Linked DNA regions of Homo sapiens: region 1 is linked to region 2. Evidence: chromatin loops called from intact Hi-C (ENCODE). Cell type or tissue: PC-3. All regions are shown on one strand.

Region 1 (8,000 bases), 83 kb after region 2:
AGAAAATATTACTATTTGGTGTGTGATAATTAGTCTATCATTTTTAAAGTACCTATAATTTATATGTAATAGTGTTTGACACTTTTATATATTGACTGGCACAAAGTTCAGGAAAAAAACTTAGATTGAAAATTCCTTGCTAAATCAGCATGATGATTTTCTTCAGTAAGCTGGCCTTCACTAATTGCTTATGTGGTTCATATCATGACATCAGCAAAAACTCTGTACTGAAATACTGCCATAGAATCAGTCCAGGTCATCTGTAAGTACAAGTGTTAGCGATATCTATAGGTAATGGATCCCTAAACAAAATGTATAGGAATAAATGTAATGTGACCACACTAAGAATGGAAAGAAGCTTATTGGTAAACTGTGATTAATTAAGTCAATTTATACTACTATGGTTTAAAATACTTTCATTACTCTCATGATATTCATCATTTTCCATATCACTACATTGGTTATTTTTCTTTACATAGTTTATTTCAATATACTCTTGCTGACAGTTGCTTTCTGCCTTGATAAACTGATTTTCTAAATATATTCCTTCTTTGTAATTTTGTGTAATTTGCATTTTTAAATACGCATTCATTGGAATCCTAAATTGAATTAGACCATATTTACTGAACTATACTATAAATATTTAGTTTGTTTTTATGTTTCTTTATATTTGTATATTTGACCCCATGTGTTGTCTTATCAGGTTATCTCTGTTGATGCTCTTTATCCAACATTGTACTGCTCTGACAGTATTTAAAAATTCACTTGGGCAAACTGTTAACTGGAAGCTGGGTTGTGAACAGAAGCTGGCACTGTGAAAGAAAAGCAGAGCTGGACATAAGTTAAAGCAGTGAAGGCAAATTTTATTCAGGAACTATTGCACTGGGGACAGAGAGACCTCAGTATAGAACGGGGCTGCATTCTGAATACCAGGATAAGTGGGGATTTTGGATAAGTGATGGTCAGTGGGTGGAAAATTACTAGAGAGGAAACCTCGAAGGGATTCTGGCTAAACTGACTTAGCAAAATTCTTGCTGAATGCAGCCAGGGTGATAAGATACTGAATGTGGGGGGGATAAGAAATTTGATTAGATATCAAAGATAAGGGATTTTCGTTAAACTGAACCAGCAGAATTCTTGCCTAATTGAACTAACTAGGCCAAGAACAGAACCCAAGTTGGGGCCTAATCAAAAAGGGATCTCAGAGGAGTATGACCAGAGCGTGGTCCAGGAGAGAATCCTATCATCATCTATAGCCCATTCTGTGACATGAGGAATGAATTGTCTGAACACTTGTTCTTCAAACAATGAAGGAATACTAGTTAAAATGCATGTGACATTCACTCACAGTTCTGTAACCTAATGGCTCTTGATCTTCCAAACTGGTCTCTGTTCTTAAGCCGTTACAAAATCTCTATTTTGATGTCAGGTTCCTTTTCTTTCTGGGGGAAAAAAATAACTCTTCTAAATGATCTGTTACAGAAATAAGTATGTTTATAGAGTCTTATTTAAATGACTTCTCCCTCCCCAAAAAGCAAATTCCTACAGATTGACCTTGTTTGAAATACTTATTCTGTGGAAGATCAAGCTTACAGGTATAACATTGAATTTCCTAAGTGGCTAATCAAAGAAAATTGGAATGAAATATAAATCAAAAACAATAAATTTATTAAAATTGCCAAATTATTTGACAGATAATAGAAAATCCAAAAGCACAAATTTATTTTTAATTGCCAGAAAGTTAAAGAAGATTGATAATAAATTATTAGATCCTTTCTAAGAAACACTGCTTTACTCTATCACATTTTATTTGATAAATACCAGAATTGAAGCTGGGTGCTTCCTTTGTTCTCCTCTTTATCATCAGCAAATTTTTTGAGTCGCCACATTATTAGGCCATGAAAACTTCAATGGGTAACAAACAGAAAAGCTTCCTCCACTTTCAGGAGCAAAGCAAAACAGGAAATAATCTGCAGGAACCGTGTGTCATAGACAAGAGTTTTCTTTTATTTTCACTTTAGGTTAGTAATTCTCCTGGGTAATCAATAATCTCTAAGCAAGAATCAGTCTTTTCTAAAGTGATGGAACTTATATTGATGCATTGCATATAGTGGATTGAAATATCCTTCCAACTTAGGTGATTAATTTGTGTTTTTTCCTTCTTGAATGAAAAAGAATATGAGAAACAAATGAACATGTTATGTTATTTGCAATTTACTTTAAATCAAATATATTAGAATCCATTTACTGTTGCGAATTGGTTATATTTGAAATATCTTTTTATATTATCTGTGAACATTAATGAAAATGCTGGGGTAAATGAAAAAAGATGAAATTTCAAGTCACCAAATATACAACTAGGGAAATTATGTTCATATGCCTTATTCACCTAATGGATAATATAATTTCATTTCTGAAAAGAAACTTTAAAAAGTAATATTAATGTGCTAGTATAAGTCATGAGTTGCTTAATGACAGGAATATGTTCTAAGAAATGTGTCATTAGATGATTTGTCATTGTGTAAACACCATAGGGTGTATTTCTATATACCTACATGGGATAGACCACTACATCTAGGCTAGAGTATATGGGATAGTCTGTTGCTTCTAGGCTACAAACCTGTACAGCATGTTACTATACTGAATAGTGCAGACAACTGTAATACGATGGTAAGTATTTGTGTTTCTAAACATATGTAAGCATAGAAAAGGTACAATAAAAATATAGAATAAAAGGTAAAATGCAGTACACCTATATAGGGCATTTAACTTGAAAGGAGCCTGCAGACTGGAAGTTGCCCTGAGTAAGTGGTGAGTGAGTATGAAGTCCTAGGATATTATTACACTACTGTTGACCTTTTTTTTTTTTTTTTTTTTTTTGAGATGGAGTCTCGCTTTGTAGCCCAGGCTAGAGTACAGTGGCGTGATCTCAGATCACTGCAACCTCTGCCTCCCGGGTTCAAGCAATTCTCCTTGCCTCAGCCTCCTGAGTACCTGAGATTACAGGCGCCCACGACCATGCCCAGCTAACTTTTGTATTTTTTAGTAGAGATGGGATTTCACCACATTGGGCAGGCTGGTCTTGAACTCCTGACCTCAGGTGATCCATCTGCTTTGGCCTCCTAACATGCTAGGATTACAGGCATGAGCCACCATGCCCAGCCACACTACTGTAGAGTTTTTAAAGGCTGTACACTTAGGCTACAGTAAGTTTAATTTTTGAAATTTCTTTAATAATAATTAACCTTAGCTTCATAAATTTTTTACTTAATTTTTTACCTTTTAATATGTGTTATATATTGTATTCTTAAGCAACAAAATATAGCAAGTTCACCTGCTGTTATAAGCATGGTAAATCCCTAAGTGATCAAAATGTTTGATGCTTATCACTCAGAAATACAGTTAAAGAGTATAAAAGGTATTTAATGTGCAGTTATCTATTTTAATGTCATTATTTTGTCCTCTACTTCCTAAGTGAGGTGACCTGAACCACTTTGGTGTCTTTACTGATCATTATAACTACTAACCAAGTATATACTGAAAGGTTTTTACTAAATAAGAATATAATTACAGACAGCAACATACTATGTGCTGCATACTTTTAGTTTCAAAAACTCCCCTGAATTATTTAAAGAACAAGTATACATATCCAAAATTGTAATTTTTAAATTTCCTATAAATTTTAGATCATATTCAGTAGGTATCTAAGGTTGTTACATTTTTCAAAGATTATACATTCTTGTATCTTATAAATGCAGCTAGAACATAAGCCACTCTATGCCTAAACCACAAGAGGGCTCCCTCTCATTGGTTTCGGAATTGTAGATGTCATTCAAAAAAAACCATGAGGCTAATTTCATTAATGATTGGGGGCAAGATTTTGGCATAAAAGGGTGTTTTAAATCTTTTTAATACAACAAGTCAATATAAACCTTATACTTTAACAGCTTCATTAAACAGTTTTGTGGCAGAACTTTCTCAAAACCCTTATTTACAAGCAATGAAATGGAGCCTAAGGATATAAGGCAATTTTGTTCGAGGCTACTGATGCTAGTCACTGTTGAAGCCAGAACTATACTCTCCATCAGTCTCTGTTCTTGATCTTCAAATTGTAGTAAGAGGGTTTAGCAACTGTGAGATAAATGCTAATATCTTCCTGTGGAGACAATTTTACTATAAAGTTTGAAAGAAATACATACTAAAAATGTAAAATTAGAATGAGTATAAAATCTGAAACAGAAACAGAAAAAAAATTCAGTGTTACAGAAGAGAATATGCCATAGATACCTGTTTTGTCTTCCAATTACTTTCCAATTTCACTAAGGCTTCTTGGTGGAAATGTTTAACCATCGCTGGAAACCATGCTGCTCTCTTGAGCTAATTTAAGAAATAGAAAGACAGGGTACTGATGAGTATGTATATTAATTTCGAAGTCAAGAAAGCATGTGCAAGGGTCTCATTAGCATTTAGATCCCTAACATGAAGTTCCTGTTCCACTTCTCTGTGCTTCATTTGAAGTCAATGTACTCTTCCACACAGTTGACTGAATGCCAAAATGTTGGATATGCTAAATGTAGACACAACTTTACATGCAAAAAGAAGATGAAGAGACAAAGAGAATTCTCGCTTAGTTCTCCATTATTATAGCATATAAGAAACCTCTACCTTAAAATACTAAAACAACTGGTTTATTTGATTGAGTTAACCAGCCATTAATAGTATAAAGATTTAGCACCATGGTATCACATATATAAGAGATAGAATCTATGGAATATCAAAATATGTTGTCAAGATGGCCACGTTTTAGTTACAATTATATGTCATGTTCTTTGCCTTATTTCAACGTGTGACTTAAAATCTATACCTTCAAAGTAACAATAGTGTCTTAATTGCAATGTTTAAACCACAAAGCAAATATTTGTTAATTTAGGTGTGTTCTTTGACTGTTACTTTCTGGCTTTCAACATATGGCTAAATTTCATTCTTAATATCAATTTCTACTTAATAGTGAAAATATAAATATTTCAATTAGACATTAAAAACTTTTATCTCATGCATGAAACTAATTTTGAAAAGCATTTGGATAAGATTCCTTGATTCATCTCTCCTTTATGTCTTTCTGAAGAAAAATAAAATATACTGTAAATCAACATCTTAGGCACATGGTAAAATTATAATTTAGGAATACAAAATATAAATAATATGACCCTCCAATTTCAGAATAATCTAAAAACATAGGAATTGGCATCCCTAAAAACCATGCTAATCTTCTAGAATTGTAATACAGAAAAGCACATTTTGGAAAAAGAAAGGGAACATGAAATTATTTGAACTAGGCTAACCTTTAAAAGTTAATTTGGCCAGCACAGTGGCTCACGCCTGTAATCTTAACACTTAGAAAGGCTGAGGCAGGCGGATGGAGTGAGCCCTGGAGTTCAAGAGCACCTTGGGCAACATGGCAAAACCCCGTCTCTAATTAAATAAATATAATACATAAATAAATACGTAACAATTTTTAAAAAGTTAATTTGGGTGCCTCTTTGTTCTTCATTATTCTCCTTTGTTTTTTCCTAAGTACATGTTTATTGTTTAATAAATTTATGATATTTTTATTGCTTACTGGAGGTTTGGTATAAAGGTTGAAGCCATGAGTTTACTTTCAATTTCTGTGTATTCATTAATAATAAAATTTACTTAAAATGTTGCAGCTTATAAACTTTTTGGCAGTCATTTTCAAAACCTGAAAAACAAACACATAAATCAAATGATAGTCATGGTTGAAACAATCAGAAGGGTTTTCAATGAATAAAATAATTTTTGTGTCACTCTTTCTGACAAGTTAGAAACTATTGCAATAGACCAGGCACAGTGACTCACACCTGTAATCCCAGCACTTTGAGAGGCAGAAGCGGGTGGACCACTTGAGGTCAGAAGCTCAAGACCAGCCTGGCCAACATGGTGAAACCTTGTCTCTACAAAAAATACAAAAATTAGCTGGGTGTGGTGGCACAGTCCTGTAGTCCCAGCTACTTGGGAGCCTGAGGCACAAGAATCACTTGAACCCTTGAACCCAGGAGGCGGAGGTTGCAGTGAGCCAAGATTGCACCACCACACTCCAGCCTGGGAGATGAAGTGAGACTCTGTCTCAAAAAAATAAATAAATAAAAACAAACTCTTACAATAAAGTCAACAAGTCAGAAGTTTAATTGAAATATTTCAAGATAAATATATTGTCTTTGCTTCTTCCAAATTTATGCTTGCCCTAGGTCATCACAGGTTTTAAAATTTAGGAGATTAATTAGGTTCAAGGTCCCTGCTCAGTATGTTCAGTAGAGCCAGAGGGACACCTGTGAGGGGAAGAACAATACCACATTAAATTACACAATCGGGGCATTGAAAAGCATTCTAAACCTTGGGGGTGGATTCATAGTAGTCCAGTTACCTAGAAGTCATGTTAGTTTTCTATAGTCATCTCTAGTGAGGAATAAACAAAAACAAAAACAAAAAACAGAGTGCTTGAGGCCAAAATGGTATGCATTTTCCTTTCTTAGAAATGCTGGAAGTCATAGCCTCTCGCCTAGTATTAACCTGATTTAGTCACCGAGACCTTTACCCAGTCATAGTGAATGTGACTCCATGCTTGAAACCATGAGTAAGCTGTTCCTCATACAACAAGATGGATAGTTTTTACAGTCTTTCCATTAATGGGGTGAGTTAAAGTTTAGTAATGAGGATCAAGATCAACAGAAGACTTACACACATTCTAATTCATGTCTCTAATACCACATGACTGTAATTGCTGTATATACATGCCACCACTAAAACTGCAATCCCTAGAGTAAGGACCATTTATTATTTATTTTTGAAACCTCAAGCACTTGTCTAGTAAGTAATCAGTAGTATGTGGTCGTCTAATAAATGAATCAATGAAATATAGCCAGTTATCAAATGTTGGTTATAGTGGAAATTGAGACATACAATGGATTGTCAGGGTGACTGTAGCCTAGATTATTTAATCATTTTCTTAAGAAAATTAAATATAACTATTCTGACTGGATATAAGTATCAATTCTATTTATGGCTTATTTGTCTTGTGCCTGTGTCCTTCCACATTACAGGGAGTTATATTACCTTTCAAAACAGATACAATAATGCATTGCAGTGCACCACACCTCTCACATTGAGAATTTATGGACTTACACATGCCTTGAAGTCGGAAAGTTGAGAGTAAAAAAGAATCTGAATGACAATATAACCACAATTTTTTTATAGTACATTTCATGTGGTTAAAAAGATTATTTAAAAATACAAAATGGTCTTTTATTTGTCCCAGAAAGTGTTATTATTACAAGGCAAATTTTTACTCTGATCTCTAATACGTTAATCACATGTTCCCAAAATTATCACCACTCAAATTTGCAATTATCCAGATGATTTATTATGATTTAGTCTAAATATTATTATCAATCCAGATGATGTATTATGATTTAGTCTAAATATTATTGTCATGACAATTGCTGAGTTTGTTTTACTGTTTGGTGTTCCCCCAAATTCCCTCCAACTCTATCACGCCAGATTTTTTAACCTGGCGAAGCCATTTCGAATCAATGTGATCCTCTGATTTTTTGCTCTCTCACTCCAAAGAAAACCAGAAGAATTTTCTCCAAGCAATTCTGCCTAGTTTTTTTGTGAGGCTCGGATGTATTTATAAACATAACAGGAATGGAAGCTGCCAGCAGCACTGTGCTAAATGGGCTCAGCATACACGCCAACCATGGGGACGTGTAAAAAGCAAGTCAGTGAAAGATTTACTAACATTTGCAATGTGTTTCCTTGGTAACGAGTTCACACTTCAGGGGATAACTTTGAAAGCCACCTGAAACATTTTGAACATTTTAATCCTTTTACACCAATGAATTACAATAGAATATGTGCAACTTTGAATTTTAACAATCATTGTCCCAGTGGGGCTAGTGGGTAAATATCAAAAACATCTGCGG
Region 2 (8,000 bases):
TACAAAAAATTAGCCGGGCGAGGTGGCGGGCGCCTGTAGTCCCAGCTACTCGGGAGGCTGAGGCAGGAGAATGGGGTGAACCCCAGGGGGCGGAGCCTGCAGTGAGCCGAGATTGCGCCACTGCACTCCAGCCTGGGCGACAGCGAGACTCCGTCTCAAAAAAAAAAAAAAAAAAAAAAAGCACGAAATCTAGAACTAGAACCCCAGGGCTGCAAATTCAGCTGTAGCAATTTTTGCTGTGTAATGTCAGGTGAGTTACTTAACCTCTAAGTTTCCTCATCTCTAAAACAGGGTGATATCATTTACCTATTCTTGTAAATTTGTAGTACGGAGTAAATGAGTTAACATACACAAAGTGTTTAAAATACTGCCTACTGCACAGTAAACATTGTCTAATAGATGTGTTAGCTAATATGATATTACAGATAATATAGATTAAAACTGATTAAATTGCTAATTGAAGCCATTGTTTTTAAGACACCAAATAGAGAAATATTAGGATCTAATAAAAATACTCATTTATATACAAAGTCTATAATAGAGTCAGCAAACATTTTTTAATTCAACTAGTGGTTGAGATAGACACATGAAACAATGCTTGTACAAAAGTGGTCAATAATTGAATTTTAATGAGGTCAATTGTTTGTCACAAATTATTATCAGCTTTTTAAACATTACTGTTTCACTAAGTACTAATGTTAAAAGTCTTTCCCAAGACTTCTTAAAGGAAAAGAAGAAACGCCATATCCTGTTTATGTATCTTGTCTCAGAAAGAGAACTTAGTGTCTCTCTTACACAAGTAAACATTTATTTCCAAAACAGTAGAATGTGATTAATTGCCTCTTGATTTAATTTTCTTTTGATGTGGTCAAGACATGTCTTTAATTTATATGTAGTGTTTTGACAAAGAAATTCAGTATCAAACCCACCAAGTTGACACGTATTTTTCAGTATGCTGTGAAAGGAGCAATTGTATTGTACCTTAAACAAAAAGAAAGAAAAGTCGATGAATAGATTTTTTCAGGATATGATTTATGACCGAAGTCCTACAAACTGTGTTTTTCTTTGCCAAATAATTCCTTTCAAGTGCTATTTTTTTAGAATTATGTAATGTCTCTTTTTTTATGCCAGAAAAATAGCCAGGATATGAATTTGACATCACATGCATGGTGAGAGCATGGAAAAGATTCTGAGAATGCTATTTACTTCCAAACAAAAGGTCACAGAATTAATTCTGCAAGTCAACATTTGAAACTGGCTGTCTGAGAGCCTTGGATATTTGGAAAATTAATGTGTGTACATTCAAAATATATGTGTGCATACACTTCTAATAAGCCCTTTCACAAGGCAAAAAACATTGTGTCTACCTAATTTTAAAATTGCCTTTTTAAGAGAGAACTTTGTAAAATTACACAATCATACTTAACCTAGCTGAGCCAGGAGAAAAATTCCTTTTGAATGTTGAACTCCATGAATTATTCTAGTGTGTTATGGACTCTGACTCGAATGAATTACCAGATTATCCTCCTAAGACTCTTAAAATTCAGCAGCTTCACTGTCTCTCCATTTATGTGTCCCAAATTATGTTAATTGGACCTAACTCACCAAGCATACTCTCTGTAGACTATACATCATTCTAACTTTATGTCTATGGTCTACATAAAAATGTCAGCTTGACGAATGTGGTTATATTTAGTAGAGCTGCAGACTATTTTTTGTTAAAGCTTAAATAGTTCTTTTTTATTCCTTTCTTCTTTCTTTTTCCTTCCTTCCTTTCCTTCTTTCTTTCCTCCCTCCTTTCTTTGTTTCTTTGTTTCTTCTTTCTTTCCTTCTTTCTTTTTCTTTCTTTCTCTCTCTTTCTCTCTCTCTCTCTCCCTCCCTCCCTCCCTTCCTTCCTGCATGCCTTCCTTTCTTTTTTTTTTTTTTAAGAGACAAGATCTTGCTCTGTCACCCAGGCTATAGTTCAGCAGTGTGAGCCTAGCTCACTGCAGTCTCGACCTCCTGGGCTCAAGCCATACTCTCACCTCAGCTTCCTGAGTAGCCAGGATTACAGGTGCACAAGCCATACCTGGCTAATTTAAAATATATATATATATATATTTGTAGAGATAGAGTATTTTTATGTTGCCCAGGATGATCACAAACTACTGGGCTCAAGCGATCCTCTCTTCTTAGCCTCCCAAAGCGCTGGAATTACAGGCGTAAGACACCACGCCTGGCTAAATAGTTCTTAATATGTAATTTAATTTAGTCATCTTTGTGCCCACACTATAGAATTTGGCAGATGAGTAAATGAAGGAGTCTAGGAGTGGCTGAATATACTAATAATCACTAACAACCACTGTTTGTTGAGTGTTTGCTATGGCTTAAGCACTTGTCTAAGCACTTATGTGTGTTAACGCATGTACTGCTCATAGCAACTCTCTGGAGTAGGTACTATTGTTATCTTCATTTTAAAGATGAGAAAACTGCAATATAGGGGATTTGAAGTAATCTGCCTAGGGTCACGAAGTTTAAGTAAACTAATCCACCTAGGGTGCTCATGAAGACACTGAATTTCAATGGGAATATTCTCAGTGCAAGAGGCTTGCTAAAGAGTTCTCAGAAAAGAACTTCATTTGAATAAACTTGAGTGGATCTCACCATCTCTTCCTCAGGTGTAGGAACCAGAAAAACTACCCTGAAGAGATCTGGGTAGAATGCTTTTCCAGCAAAAAGTATTCAAAGGTGATGAATTTTCTGGAATGTCAACATACTAATTCTCTCTGGAAGTTGGAGGAGAGCCTTTCCAATGAGCGGAATACTGGTATACAGCATCTAGGTTATCCTTTGTGTGAAGCCAAATCAGAAGTTTGTTTGATGAGCATAGAATCAGATCATGAATATTCTAGAGGGCTATTTCCTGACCCTGATGATTCCCTTATCCCACACCGGGGAACATGAGGCCGAACTTTTCAAGTCCTCCAGATTCACTTTACTAAATACACTGCTGAATGTTCACTGACAACATCAGGGTCGTTAGAATGATGACTGAACGTTACATATGATTGCTCCTCTCCACCCTGCTTTTCCACGTTTAGAACTCTAATGCCTCTGGAATATAGCATGTGATTTGCAAGGAAAGATACCTTTTGACGTTTGGCATTAATTTTATAGGATCCACTCTTGAATTTCTCTTTTGAGGATGTCGTCTTGGAATACAGACATTTTCTAGACATCCACAGCCCTTTCTAATTGAATAAATAAACATATAGATATATAAATATGACGGGATGCTTATATTTAGGTTAGTGCAAAAGTAATTGCTGTTTTGCCAGCACTTTTAATGGCAAAACCCACGATTACTTTAGCACCAGCCTAAGATATGCAATTATCCAACCCCCAGCCCACCAAAGCCAGATTTGTATATAAGGGCATAGCTATTTTATAGTAAGTAGGATACATAAGCTGGAGAAATTTTTACTTAAATCTGAGTTAGTCACCAGCAAAGCAACATTGTTTCTCCTGTACAATAGAATATTAATATAATGTCATAAATTTCCTTTAAAAATAATTACTTTGACTTTCAGATTAACATTAACACTTTCCTGTCCAATGGATCTCAAGAATTTTCCCATGGATGTACAAACATGTATAATGCAACTGGAAAGCTGTAAGTATGAACCACTTACTTTTTAAAATACTTTTACATTATAGTAGATACAAGCTTTTAATGCCTAATATGGATAATTTATTTTGTAATCATTTTGGTCACATATTTACTGAATAGGCATGTAACCTTTCACCAGGTACTGAAAATAATGATACCTATCAACACATGCACTCCACACTATGAGAAAGAAACAAATTGAGGATCTAAAAATAACAGATTTTCAAAGCTTGATATTTAGATATGTGTTTCCATACACATCATCAGAAGTGAAAAGGATGGTAATCATTAAAAACAAACTATCACTTATTTATTGGGAGCCTCTTCTCAACGAAGTGTCTATATATATTTTTTCTTATACTGACAACAAAGATATTGTTATCCCTACGTTTTCAAATGTGAAAGTGGTCATGTTGAATGGTTGAGTATTCGGCTCCAACTCACAAAGGTGACAGTGACAAACTGCCTCCAAACCTATGCTGCTTCAGATAAGCAATGTTTATTATTTTAATATCACTCTGCTGGGTATGTTATGTATGTTAGCTCAGAAGAAAAAATGTCTCACACTTTCTCACAGATTTATTCAAGCTTTCAGGTATTCCTCTACATTTCTTCTTTCAAAGTAGACCCATATGCCTCACTGATCAACGTTAACACAGATGAACATTTCACATCCTACCCTTTCTCTGATCTATATAATTAGTCCTAAATTAATTGTTTACAGTGTTTAATCTCATATAAAAATTAAGCAATATGCAATATTTTACCTTATGACAGTATGTTATCCGAGGGGGAATAAAAGGACTGTTTGACACATTCCTTGAGGAAAATTTGAAGGCCGAGCCTCAGACTCCAGGTGTCAAAGACAAGGCTTGTAGTGTGATGGAGCTGTCACTAGATGGCAGACCAACTTTGTGGGGCAACGTGACTATACCCCTCCCTCTCCTGTTTGGTTTTTCTTAAGAAGTGGAAATATCAATTTCTCTGATAACTCCTCCTTGGAAAATTTAAATTGATTACTTTTATAAGTAGTTCTTAAATAATTAGCATACATATGGATAAAGTACTAACGTAAATGAGAGGAAATAAAATAAATTAAAATTTGGGGGGCTACTTAGCAATCAATCTACATGGGGAGAAGCAGCAGACCTGATTTTGAAATTGAAGAAGGGCAATTTGAGGACAGGCTGATTGTATATCTTGGTTGAAAAATTAAGTACATTTAGGGCAAAGAGTTTAAAATGTGCGGGACCCTCTAAGTGGCACCCTAAAATGGTTCAACATATAAGGGGCAAGAAAATTGTTTGGTCCTTGCTGTACCTCTTAAAGATTATTTTAGTTAAATGAACCAAGATTGTTTAAGAAGTTTTCATAATTTTCCAGAAAAAGAACAGAAAGTAGGACAAAGAGCAATTATGTGGAAGGTAGAAACAGGAGAGGCTGATTCGCAGTGGTTGTGAAGTCACTGAATGCCTGTGTGTCAGAGAGAAATAGCTTAGATAAACGGATCAGATTAGAAGCATTGATGAAGAAAGGGAACAGGGGATGAGAAGCAAATGTTGATGGGACAATTGATAAAATCCATCTTAATATGTTTGAGGTCTGGGAAATTTAGGTCTAAAGCCAAAGAGGGAGTGAAAAGTGAAGATCAACTATTAAAAGCCATATACAGAGTGGTTCAAGAATCAGATGAAATAGCTGAAGAGGCGAATGTAGAGAGGAAATAAAACACAAACAAGAACAGACGCTTAAGAAATGCCTACATTTAGAAGTTGTTGGAAAAAATTCCAGACAAAGGCAAAGATGGCAAATTAAAATCAACACGATTCAACCTCGAAAGAGAAAGGACTGTGAAGGAGTTCTGTGTAACAAAATCAAATGCTGCAAAGAAAGTTTTGTAAGGTACTTGAAAAAAGCAATTGTTATTGTTAACGAAGACAAATGTGATTAGAATAATGATGGTCAAAGCTGGAATCTAAAAAGGTTTTTTGTTTTTAGGTGAGTGATGAGGAAGTGGGAGCAGCAAGTGAAATCGTTTATTCCAAGAATGTTAGTTATTAAAGAAAGATGAGAAAAAGTACAGTGCCTGAGGGTTGGTTAGATCACTGGGCTTATGTTTTGAATAAGGAAAGCTTACTGGGGCTATTTTGCAGGACACAAAAGCTGACATAGTAAGACCTCCCATGTGTCTGCCTTTCTCAGAACATTTCTCAACATGAGAAAAGAGAGCCTCTTTTCTTTCCCCTTTGTTTCTTAATTCCTCTATAAGAAATATGAGTGGATTGTTCAAGGGGTTCTTTAATATTTCAGTCATTAAGCACTTCCTGCTCTCTTATTAGGAATTAATTTTAATTTAGCTAACCATAGAGACTTTGTTTATTAAACCTCTGTGGCAGATGCTAATGTCAGTCAAAGTAGAAGCTTCTGAAGTCAAGTTCTTCAAGGCGTTTTTTTCTTAAAACTTTTTTAGGACAATTACATATACATACACACACTCACATGTAATATACTATATAATATATACATATATTAAGAAATGCCTACATTTCTGTGTATATATACATATGTGTGTATATATATGCATATATGTGTGTGTATATATATACTCATACATACAAATCTACATATATATGTGTGTATATATGCATGTTTTAAGAACAATTTGTATCTATTTTTTTCTTTTCTCCTTAAATAGTGGTTTAAAATGACAAGATAAAAGATTGTAAATCGGTGGAACCCACTGGAAAGTAGGCAAAAAGAGTTTAACCTACTGGAAAGCAAGAGCTGTCAGAATCCCAGGGTCCACTTTTGAATGAAATCTGACTGCAGAAAGGAAGAAAAGAAAATGTTCAATAATATTAAGACGTGGGAAGTAGGCAAAAAGGAAACATAATTTAAAAGCAAACACTTTAATGGCTTGCAATGGTACAACTTCCTTAAATTCAGTAAAAGTTCAATAAATATATGTCAATGGTCAAAACTGTTCCAAGTGGCCTGAGAAATATTCTTTCATTTAGGCATCAATTGAAAAATATTTATCAAATACCTAATATATTCCACATATTATGTTGGGTGGTATAACAATAAATAAAGCAAAAAAGTCTCTGTTTCAAGAATTTCAGAGGCTACCTGAAATATAATGATAAAAATTATATTTATGCCAATATAATAATTCAATTAAAGATGATAAGCAAATCTTAATGGTATACTGTTAAAACAAAGGAGAAAGTGAATAAGAGAAGAACAAAATTAACAATGAATAACTAACTTAGAAAAGACTACTTTGTCTAAACTATCAATGATCCTATGCCCTCAAAAGTGTACATTTATGACTTATAATTGAAACCATGGATGATACAAAATTCCTAGTTAGAGGAAAAGAAATTATTGGGGAAGAGGCTTATGCAAGGAAAATCCAGGGTAAGAGAAGACTTGCATTAGAAATTGATGAGAAAAAAAAAGTATGAGTTAAGGATAATATCAAAGAATAAAAATAGAATAAAAGGGTTAAATTCATGTAGAAAAAAAGAGATTCTCAAACTAGATGTTAACAAATATTAAGACCCAACAATATGTTGACAACTAGACACTTTCTAAGAATACCACACAAAAAAATTTGGTAAAGAAAAATGAAAAAATGTATATCTGAGAAATGTACCTTGAAAAAGTCCAGAATAATTTTAACCAGAAAAAAATTAATGGCAGAAAAAAATTATGAGGCACAAACACTTGAGTGGCATGCTGGTAAAAAATCAATATGCCGTGGCTCACGCCTTTAATCCCAGCATTTTAGGAGGCTGAGGCAGGTGGATCACTTGAGGTCAGGTGTTTGAGACCAGCCTAGCCAATATAGTGAAACCCCATCTCTACTAAAAATACAAAAATTAGCCAGGCGTGGTGGCACTTGCCTGTAGTCCCAGCTGCTCGGGTGGCTGAGGCTGGAGAATCGCTTGAACCCGGGAGGTGGGGGTTGCAGTGAGCCAAGATGGTGCCACTGCACTCAGCATGGGCGACAGAGTGAGACTCTCTCTAAAAAAAAAAAAAATATATATATATATATAATTAGGAAAATCTAAGTATGTAACCATATAACTTCTAAATATAATAAGCAAAAGCAGGATGAACTGCATAAAAAACAGATAAATCAACAATTTACTGGATTGTACAAGCACAGTATATTTGAACAAAACAAATCATAGAGAGAGAGAATTTTTATTCTTTGTTAAATTTTGTTTTCAGCATATGGAAACATTTATTTATGTTATACACCACCAAGGAAGTTTCAGTAACCTCTTATGAATCAACATGTTATAAAATGTGATTTCTAACTAAAATGCAATAAAATTAGAAA

What was found. A loop is a pair of places that touch in the nucleus more often than their neighbours do. Peaks named below come from ENCODE experiments on the same cell type or tissue, not always from the same donor. Only the 100,000 strongest peaks of a DNase experiment are listed, where the experiment ranks them.
Region 1: it touches region 2 in a loop (4-fold over the local background); 11 of 110 quality-filtered maps call a loop at or near these places.

The regions. Positions count from the first base shown.
Region 1 is chr4:174,628,153-174,636,152 of GRCh38, reverse strand. LOC105377551 (a long non-coding RNA gene) reads right to left here. Exons shown (of 4, transcript XR_939494.3): 2 at 5,621-5,740; 3 at 4,288-4,377; 4 at 852-1,442. Among named protein-coding and RNA genes, the nearest start is that of HPGD, 110 kb to the right of the region's middle. In PC-3, a CTCF peak has its summit at 3,790 (motif pointing right); a DNase peak (open chromatin) is centred at 6,712; H3K27ac peaks cover 3,701 bases.
Region 2 is chr4:174,711,140-174,719,139 of GRCh38, reverse strand. It overlaps GLRA3 (glycine receptor alpha 3), which reads left to right. Exons shown (of 10, transcript NM_006529.4): 5 at 3,570-3,652. Among named protein-coding and RNA genes, the nearest start is that of GLRA3, 110 kb to the left of the region's middle. In PC-3, a CTCF peak has its summit at 4,537 (motif pointing right); a DNase peak (open chromatin) is centred at 4,539.